2 separate regions of the Homo sapiens genome follow, and region 1 is linked to region 2. A link is a loop called in an ENCODE intact Hi-C map of the cell type or tissue named here. Cell type or tissue: sigmoid colon. All regions are shown on one strand.

Region 1 (5,000 bases), 890 kb after region 2:
TGACCCCATGTTACCATCCAAAAACTTCCATTTGCCCAACTAAGCCCAGCCAAGCGTAAGGTGCAAGAAGAAGCACAGAGCTGTGAAAGGGGCAGCGTCTTGGCCTTGGGCTGCCCTGGAAGAACAGCTCCCGGGGCTGCCGGGCCTTCAGCCTCCCCATGGACCTGCCTTGGGACAGGCTTTGCAGCTTCAAAAGCAGGCATTCTCCTCTTGTGGGGATGGTGTTTTCTGAACAGCCGGAGCTCCTCACAGGGAATCCTAAGAGGCTGGTATTTGACAGGCTGCCAAAGGCTGGCCAGCCCGATCCTGTGCTTTGCAGACAGCGAAATGGAGGTCCAGCTCTCTGCCCTATTCACTCAGCAAAGCAGGGTCCTGATCCCCCATGCTGATTAGCTTTGCATGGCTCCTGGCTGCTCTGACCAGGAGACATGGCGGGGGTCCTGAGCCGGGATGGGGGTAGCCTGCTTGGTCTCACCCCCCATTCAGGGGCAGTAGGAAGGGCTGAGGCCACGGGTGCACCTGGGGCCAGGCCGACAGTGATCTGTTGGGCGGGAGCCCGGCCTCTCCGGCTATAGAGCTGCAGCCACGGAGGATTTGTAGCGACTTGTAAAGGCTTAAAGGAGTCCAGGAGCCCGGAGGCGGAGGCAGCGGCCCAGCTGAGTGGCGCTCTTGTGGCGAAGGGCGACCTCTGCTGGCCACCAGGTGCGTGTCACCTCCCAAAGGTGGCCGGTGTGCAGGGAGCCCAGTGATGTAAGTGACTGGATTTGGGCAGGTTGGGTGGAACAAGAAGGTCATCTCCTGGGGCCCAGTCACAGCCGGAGGTGGGGACTACCAGGAAGCTCTGACTGCCAGTCATGGGGAGTGCAAAGAACAGCACATTAACAGCTGGAAAGGTAGAGGGTTTGAATCTCAGCCCAGCAGCTTTCCGGCTGTGTCACCTTGGGCAATTTGCTTCACCTCTCTGAGCCTTTTAAGGATGAAGAAAATTAGCACTGCATAGGGCCTGGCCTGGTGCCTGAACATAGCAGGTGTAGAACAAATGGAAGATCCCAGCCTGCCCCTCAACAAGCTGTCTCTTGCATGCCTCCCTCAGCGCACCCTTCCTCTCTTTATGCCTGAGACCCTTTGCTCTCTAGGCCTTTGACCCTTTTACTCCAGAGACTGGAGCCTCCATCTCCTCCATTCCTGGGGTTAGTAACCGCAGTTCTCCATCATTGACCTCAACAGTTTAAAAATGTCACCTCACCTGTAGGTGCCTCCATAATCCGCTAGCCATTTGTTCTTTTATTAAGAAACACAGGACACAGCGCTGTCCCTGTGGTCTGCGATGTCCCTCCTGCCATCCATCTACCCACCCTTGGGTCTCACAGGTGTTGCAAGCCCAGACACTCACCCCTCGGTTCCTGTGAGCTGCAGCCCTGCCTGGGAGCAAAGCCCCCCTGGGACCTGGACCCAGCCCAGTGCCCCTTGGCCTTGAACAAAACACTGATGGGCCCCAGGCTCCTCAGAGTAAAACCAGTTGAGGCAGAGCGGGTAGATAGGGGACCTGAAAGCACCTTCGGCCCTTAATATTCCAGGAATCTTTCTGTCCAGAAGCCAGTTCAGTCCAGCCGCCGGCCTCCAGACAAGACTGCCCGTGACCCCACGTGGGGCCAGCCCGAAGGTGGACAGTCCCATCTCCCAGTTTGCTGTTAACTTCTTAAAGCAGGACCTGGGCCCCCGCTATGACTAAACAGAAAAGAACTGCCTCTGAGCCCTGTGGTCGCCAGCTGGGTGGATCTAAGCTCCTGTGCCTGCTTGGGGCTTCCAGGCAACAAGCATTTATCAAGGCCCACCGGGCTCTGCCCCCGGACACAATGTCAGGAGAAAGTTCCTCTTGAGAGGTAGACCCTTATGGGTCACTGACTTGCCCCTCTGCAGCATCCTGTTCTGCAGATGGGGAAACCAAGGCCAGGAAACCAGAGAAGCCCACTCGAAGTCCATCCTGGCTGGGGACACCTGGGTGCTCACTGGAGTGAGGGAGAGGACGGAGGGCCTGGAAGCACACCTGGAACCTCCACAGTGTGCAGGTCTGGCCCCCAGGTCACTTAGGTTTGTCAACAGCGCCCCCTGCTGGCTGCCTGGGCCACCGGTGGCCCTTTGTCCTGGTGGGCAGTGGCCTGCCGACAGCAGGATGAAGGCCTGCCGGGCATGAGGTTTCTTTGTACTTCTCTTCTGTCTCCTCCAGCTAGGAGCTGAGCCAACCCAGGCCTTTGTGGGATGGGTCTCCCTGTCCTGGCTGGCTGTGAAAGTTGAATTCTCTATTGGAACCCTGGCTACCAGTGTTCACCCATGCCCCCACGTGGGACCCAGGCCTTCACTGCCGCATGGGTATCACATGGTGCCTGGGAGACCACCAGGGTCCTTTGGCTCTGATGGGGCCTGGCACCAGGAACTGAGATGGCCTTGCTGAAGGTGGCACTGTCTTGCTCCTGCTCTGGGCTCTCTGTGTCCTTGTCTTCCACACCATGGTTTGTCCCTGACCCCAGGAGCCTTTGTCATGTGGATGCTGGCTGAGGGTCTGTGTGGGTAAACTCAGGAGGACAAATACAGCTCCCGCTTGGGTGACCTACAGAAGTAGCAAGCGGAGCTGCCCTGATTACGCCCCTGCCAACCCAGACCATACACACACACACACATACACACACACACACACACACACACACACACACCTGTACCCTGTCCCCTCCCCAGGACCTGTTCAAGAGTAAAAACTGTAAAGGGAAAGCCAGGATTCTAGAGCTGGCTCCTATCCAACAAGCTGTAACCTCCAAGCCTTAGTTTCTTCATCTGTAAAATGGGGATGTAACTACATTTTCTTATCTGTGCTGTGCCTGGACCAGTACCTGACTCATAGGAGGAGCTCAGCACATGGTCATCTAGTAGGTAAATGTGGGCTTGGACCAAGAGTTCCTTGAACACAAGAAAATGATTTCATTTTAATCTCCGCACGCCCAACCCATCTGGCCTAGGACCCCGCACAGTGTCGTTATTAAAAAGCATTTTGGCCAGGTGTGGTGGCTCACGCCTGTAATCCCAGCACTTTTGGAGGCTGAGATGGGTGGATCACGAGATCAAGAGATCGAGACCATCCTGGCTAACATGGTGAAACCCCATCTCTACTAAAAATACAAAAAACTAGCCGGACGTGGTGGTGGGCGCCTGTAGTCCCAGCTACTCGGGAGGCTGAGGCAGGAGAATGGCGTGAACCCGGGAGGCAGAGCTTGCAGTGAGTGGAGATCACGCCACTGCACTCCAGCCTGGGCGACAGACTCTGTCTCAAAAACAAACAAACAAACAAAAAAGCATTTCTTGGAGAGAAGAAGCATGTACAGATGAGCAAGTGGAGACTAAAGATGTTTGAGTGGATGAGTAGACAGGTGAACAGGCGGGCATTTGTTTTTATTATTGTTACTTATTTATTTTTAAATTTTCTTTTTGGATGCTCCCTCACCCCCCTCCTCCTTCCCCAGGCAGGTATTTCGATAGATAAATGATGGGTGGAGAAATTGGGCTTCAGGGTGTGACATGTGTGATAGGTGGTGGGTGGGATGAATGGAGGGATGGTTGGCAGGGTGAGGGTGGAAGAAATAAATATGGGTACAACCCCCACTTTCCCCTTCTTGCTGTAGAGCTCCAGAAAGCACTTATCAAAAATACAAATTCCCAGATGACCCAGCAACTCCACTTCTGAGCCTATGTTCTCTAGACTAATTCACACACGTGTGATGTGCCGATGTGAACGGTTATTCCTGCAGCACTGCAATGATAAAAATTTGGAGCCGGGCGCAGTCGCTCACGCCTGTAATCCCAGCACTTTGGGGGGCCGAGGTGGGCAGATTGCCTGAGGTCGGGAGTTCGAGACCAGCCTGGCCAGTATGGTGAAACCCCATCTCTATTAAAAATATAAAAATTAGCCAGGCGTGGTGGCAGGCGCCTGTAATCCCAGCTACTTGGGAAGCTAAGGCAGGAGAATCACTTGAACCTGGGAGGCGGAGGCTGCAGTGAGCCAAGATCACGCCATTGCACTCCGCCTGGGCAACAGAGCGAGACTCAGTCTCAAAAAAAAAAAAATTGGAAAAAGCTTCAGGGTCCCTCGTTTCAGGCTGGAGTGTGAGCCCCCAGAGCAGAGGGGCCTTGTCTGAGGGCTCAAGCCTTAGAACAGCACCTGGCAGGGGGCGATGGGCAGATGTTAGTTGGATAATGCTTCATCATACCTAGGAATACTGTGCGGCCATTAAAAAATGAAAAGGTGGCCAGGCGTGGTGGCTCACACCTGTAATCTCAGCACTTTGGGAGGCCGAGGCAGGGGAATCACGAGATCAGGAGATTGAGACCATCCTGGCTAACACAGTGAAACCCCGTCTCTGCTAAAAATACAAAAAATTAGCCAGGCATAGTGGCAGCACCTGTGGCCCCAGCTACTTGGGATGCTGAGGCTGGAGAATCGCTTGAACCTGGGAGGCAGAGGTTACAGTGAGCCAAGATTGCGCCACTGCACTCCAGCCTGGGCGACAAAGTGAAACTCCATCTCAAAAAAAAAAAGTTCTTTGTGTCTTGATGTGGAATAAACTTTGAGATGTATCATCAAGAGGGGGGAAAAGAAAGCAACATCCAAATAATGTGTATAGAATGTTATTATTTTATGTTTTTAAAAATGTGGCAAGAAATAGTGTGTGTAGATATTTGCTTCTAGATGAGACTCTCCAGAAGGGGGACTGATGGCACTGGTTCTCCTAGAAAGGGCACCAGGGGACTGGGGACGGGGTCTGGACCCAGGACTCGATATCTTTGTGGACTTTCTGATTTTTGAACCATGCAAATGAATTACCTGTTCAGACACACATGGAGCAATGAGAATTGCACCAAGAGCTACACATCCTTTAAAGCAATTGGAGGAGGAACAGGACTTTCTTCCAAAGGCTGGGGCCAGGCAATGGTGTTGGGTCCCTCAACAAGCG
Region 2 (5,000 bases):
AGCCCTTCGGGAGTGCCAGAACGAGCAGTCCCTCTCCTGGAGGAGCCTGCCTTCCCACCACGGAGGCTAACACCACAACAGCCACAGTGAGCCACCCCTTCTGCCCATCTTCTTACGTGTCAAGCACTGTGTTCAGTGCCTTCACAGGTAACTTCGATAAGTCACGATGGGCATGCTGCGACTAAGTTGGTACTGATATTCTATTGGTTTTAAATGGGGAAACTGAGGCTCAGGAAGGTTCAGTATTTTGCTGGAGGTCACACAGCCAGGCAAGGGCAGAGCCAAGATTTCAGTTTCAATCTGTCTGGCTTGGAAGACTTCCTTATCTTGTGGCAGCATCTCCAGAGATCATGGGTCAGCCTCTTCTTGCCAGAGGCGTGTGTGTGTGCACAGACACATACACGCTGAGTGACAGAGGGACAAAAACAGTGAGCACCCACCCAGGCACTGTGCTCGAAATTCTTCCTGCAAACCTGCAAGGTAGGTTCTAATGATGTTCCCATTTACCCCTAAGCTTGCGCGGTGGCACGATTTACCAAGCATCACCGGCTGCCCAGGGTGACCTAGGATTCCAGCTCAGGTTTCTCTGACACTGATGTTGACCCTAGTGTGCTTCCGTGTGATCTTGCTTCTCTGGCTACTGGTGTTCTGCGGGTCTTGGACAGGTGAGGCAAACTAGGGCCAAATACTGCCCTCTGCCTGCCTTTGCATGGTCCCTGAGCTGAGAATGATTTCTACATTTTTAAAGGGTTGTAAAAACAAAACTCAAAGATTATGTGGCAGAAATATACATGGCTGGGCAAAGCCTAACATATTTACTTCCTGGCCTTTTAGAGAAAAAGTTGACGACTCCTAGCTTAGGGTCCTGAGGTCCAAGGAGGAACTCCTGGTCCTGCACATCTTCATCCTCCACATTTGGTGGTCCCAATGCTGCATGCGAGCTGTGGCTGTGGACTCAAAGCACTGTGGTGGGGGACATTTTAAAAATGAGCTGTAAAAATCTGCCACACTTAGGGCACTCATTTTCCCACTTATATTTTGGGGGGATATCTGTACCCAGGGAAAAGCTCAGTGATCCTTGTTGGATTTCTAGGGTGAAGGGCTTTTATCTCAGCATGGGGTCAAGTGCAGCTATGTGTGGGTGGCAATGAACTTCAACATCTAGCGTGATTCCCCTGCAAATTGGAAGGCACCAGTGCCACCCCAGGCACCAGCCTTGAGTGTCAGGCATAGTGCCAGGTGCACAAGAAGAAAGCAAGGTCCCTGCGGATCTCATACAGCCCAGTCTGGGGAAGCAGGGGAGCCCCTCTTGGGTATCCGAGTTGGAAGAAGAGGCTATGAGAATGGGAGGAGGGGCAGGGAGGACAGCCAGGAAATGCAGGCGGTGACACCTGCGCTGTGCCCTGAGAGATGAGGCGTTACGCGGACTTGGGGGAAGGGACGTGGGGAAGTTGGTGCTGGCCAGGCGCGGCGGCGGGAAAGGCCCTGGGCAAAGGGGCCCAGAGGGGCGGCGGAAAGTGGAGCGGGGCTGTAGGTGTCAGCAGAGACGCGGCTTTGGGGCCGGCACGGCCCGCCCCTCGGCCCGCGCGGCCATTGTCTGCGCCAGGCGCCGCCTTGGCAGCAGAAGGTGACATCTGGTGACTAATGGCCGCGGCTGCGCGCCGCGCTCCTCCCTCCCGCAGCGCCCGGGGCGCAGCTGCCGCGCCGCCTCCTCCCCACTCTTCTCCCCTCCCCTTCCCTCCGCTCTGTGGGCCAGCGCGGGGGCGCGGGGCGGGCAGGATCGATGCCCTGGTTTCCGAAGGGCAGAGGCCGCCCGACCTCCAGCCGGCCGGGCCGCCCCGCCCCGCCCCACCATCGCGCATGCGCGTCCTCCAGAGCGCTCCCTTGGCAGCCAGCCCGCGAGGACGCGGCTCCCCGCCAGGGGCAGTGCAGGGAACAGTCATGCCTCCCTGCCCCCGGACGGCCTCACTAGCGGCTGCAAACACCGGCCCATACCGGAGCCTATATGCATGTGCATTAACTCGCAGGTGCACGAACCCACGGTCACACGTGCTGTCATGCATTGTACACCTGTGCTTGTTCATGCGTGTTCACAGACGCATACGTGGGGGCCGTGCTCGCCCACAGACTTACCTCCAAAATGTCTTTGAGTGTGTTCACATAGGTACACGCATCACGTGTGGACTCGCGCAGCCATGCACTGCTTACACACTCAAATATAGGAACACCCATGGGCATGTCTATATATACACTCACAGGCACAGCAAGTGATGCCCTTGTTCTTGCCAAAGGTTGAGGGAGGGACAAAGCGCCTAATTTAGATCTGAGACAGGATCTAGTGTGGACTAGGTACCCCTCTTCCCCAGTGTTTACACTACTTATAAATTAGTTGCGTTTGAGAAACTACATAAAAAACCTGGAGATTTCACCTATAGATCTGGATTTCTGGCTTCTTTTGCAAAATCAGAAGCTCGGGAAAATTAAGGCATACTCCCAGCTTATCACAATGCGCTGGGGCTGAGCTGCAGGGTATCCCTCAGTCTGTGATTAAAGTTCCCCTACCTCCACCCAAAGGCCCCCTCCCCATGCTGGTTCCTTCTTCCCTAGCCAGGATTTCCCACGTGGAGCCTCAGCCCTAGCCCTGACTTTGGAGCTGGGCTAACTAGCTTTAGCCCTGATGTCCACAGCAAGGAGATCCTCTCCACTGTATGATGTTGGGGGGGGGGGTGCTGCCAGCCATAAGGAATCCCTCTGCAGTCTGCAAAGTACCCTCTTCACGCAAGGACGTGGTTCACCACAGCAGAACCACGTGTGGTTCTGCTGACAGCTCCGAGAGCAGAGCGCTAGTGCTTCCATCTTATAGTTGAGAAGATGGCGGCTTGGGAGTAATGATATTACCACCTAGTTGGAAAGTGCAGATGGGGTTGCAATCACTGTAGCTGAAGTGTGGGAGGGGGAGCAGGGTTCCTCTACTTTAAGGTGCCCCTGAAGCTGGCTCCTGCCTGGCTCTGGCACATCTGTCTCCCCTCTCTGATATTGTTCCTCTCAGCCTCTGGCCTGGTGGGGACGCCTGGTTCACTGAGGGAGAGGCCAGTTCCTGAAGCTTCTGGGTGTCTGCATGATGTCAGGCTCTGGCTAAACTAGCGAGTGGCAGCCCAAGAGGCAGTGGGGAGCTATGTGGATGTTAGTGTCACCCACTGCCCACCAGTCCTGGTGCCCCTTACTCCTGCATCATCTCATCCACTCAAGGGCTCTGGCTACCTCTGAGGGCTGACACCCTGCCCAGTGGCTCACCTGAGCGCCTGTCTCACTTATTCTTCTCCACTGGAAATCTGGCATGTCCTTGACTCTCAGCATGTCCAAAGCCAGTCTGTGAAGTGGGGTGACCTCAGGTGGGGTGTCCAAAGTGGGTATAGCCTGAGCTCAGATCCCAGCTCTCCTTCTCCCTCCCTGTGTGACCCTGGACAAGTAATTGCCCTCTGTGCCTTCAGTGTCCTCCTCTGCAAACTGAGAACCATAATAGTACCTGCTTTGAGGATTGCCCAGTGAGGATTAATTGAGGAAATTTACACAAAGCAATCTGTGTGGTGCCCAACACAGATCCGGTGCTCAGTCAATACCAGTGCTTTTTAACTTTAGCTGGTTCTTCCTTCCGCTGCTCCCACCTTGGTTGGTTTGTACTTTCACCAACCCAGGACAGGATGCTGAGAATTACTCCTGCTCCTCTCTTTGCATCTTCCACACATTCAGTCCTGTCAATTTGACCTCCCCAATATCTCTGGAGTCTGCGCTCTCCTCTCACCCAGGGTGCCTCTGCTCTGGTTTGGTTTGGTGTCACCTCTGGTCTGCACACTTGTGTCCCCTAGCCAGGTTCCCAGGCTGCAGGCTCCTCGAACTTAAATCCAGTTTCATTGCTGCCTTTGAAATGCACATGGTGTCACTCCACTCTTAAGGTGCACATCCAAGCTTCATGACCTGGCATTCACTGTGGGTGGCTGAAAGGATAGCCATGGGTCTAGGGTGAAATTTTAGGAAGTAAAGCTGGATGTGTGCTTTTTCTCTCACCGTCCTGTGTCTGCCAGACCTCACATTTAGCAGCCAGTGGACCCTTCACTCCCACCTATCATACACATTTTCTCCCCTCCATGCCTTTGCCCAAGCTGTACTCTCTGCCTGGAAATCCCCTTCCCCACAATTCCAACTCTGCTTTCTGTCTTGAGCTCACCTATCCAGACCCTCCAGCCTCCCTTTATATTCAGTTGTTACCTCTCTCTCATGATCTGCTTAGAGCACCCTGCATATATTGCCTTGATTTTGCACTTAACCTCATTTGTCATATTTCTCTGTTTACATACCACCCAGACCAATGCTTCTCAAGCTTTATCAGGCACATGAACCACTTGGGGCTCTTTTCCAAATGCAGATTCAGCTGGTCTGGGCTGGTGTCTCTGTATTTTTAACAAGCTCCCTGGTGATGCTAATGGTGCTGGTTCAGGACTATATTTTAAATAACAAATACTTGGATAGTGAGTCCCTAGAGGGCAATGACTTGTGTTCAGTTCATCTTGGTATCCCTGGTACCTAGCTAACAGCTTGACAAATGGAAAATCAATTAAATGCCTACTGAAGTAAACGAATGAATGAATGAATGAACGAAAGGCATCTCATCCAGATGAGAGTGTTGGAAAGTCTTTTGGAGTTGTTGACACCTGAGTTGCATTGTTAGGGAGGTATAGGAGGGAGCCAGGTAGAGAAGGCAGTGGCGGGTTGAGATACTCCAGGTGAAGGTCAGTGCTAAGGCATAGGGATGTACAGAAGTGCAGGTGCAGGATAGTGTAGGAATGGAAGACTTGAAGTTCAAGGTGTTGGGGAAAGAGACCAGGTCGCCAATAGCCAGCCCTGGATTCCGTGCTAGCTTGTTTGATCCTAGAGCCTTTGGAGAATGGCATAATTCCAACCGTGGGCCACTCCTGCAGCAAGCTAGGAAGAAATTCCAGGGA

The links. Hi-C counts contacts between places; a loop is a spot of excess contacts. Peaks named below come from ENCODE experiments on the same cell type or tissue, not always from the same donor. Only the 100,000 strongest peaks of a DNase experiment are listed, where the experiment ranks them.
Region 1: it touches region 2 in a loop (5-fold over the local background); 53 of 110 quality-filtered maps call a loop at or near these places.

Annotation. Positions count from the first base shown.
Region 1 is chr10:79,194,933-79,199,932 of GRCh38, forward strand. All of the region lies in intron 4 of ZMIZ1 (zinc finger MIZ-type containing 1), which reads left to right. Among named protein-coding and RNA genes, the nearest start is that of ZMIZ1, 130 kb to the left of the region's middle. RefSeq lists an enhancer at 873-962. In sigmoid colon, CTCF peaks have their summits at 697 (motif pointing left), 900 and 2,110 (motif pointing left); DNase peaks (open chromatin) are centred at 299, 639 and 2,119; H3K27ac peaks cover 333 bases.
Region 2 is chr10:78,301,642-78,306,641 of GRCh38, forward strand. LOC124902468 (a long non-coding RNA gene) reads left to right here and starts at 372. Exons shown (of 2, transcript XR_007062212.1): 1 at 372-480. RefSeq lists a silencer at 1,415-2,024. In sigmoid colon, a CTCF peak has its summit at 1,905; a DNase peak (open chromatin) is centred at 1,740; H3K4me3 peaks cover 1,237 bases; H3K27ac peaks cover 1,768 bases.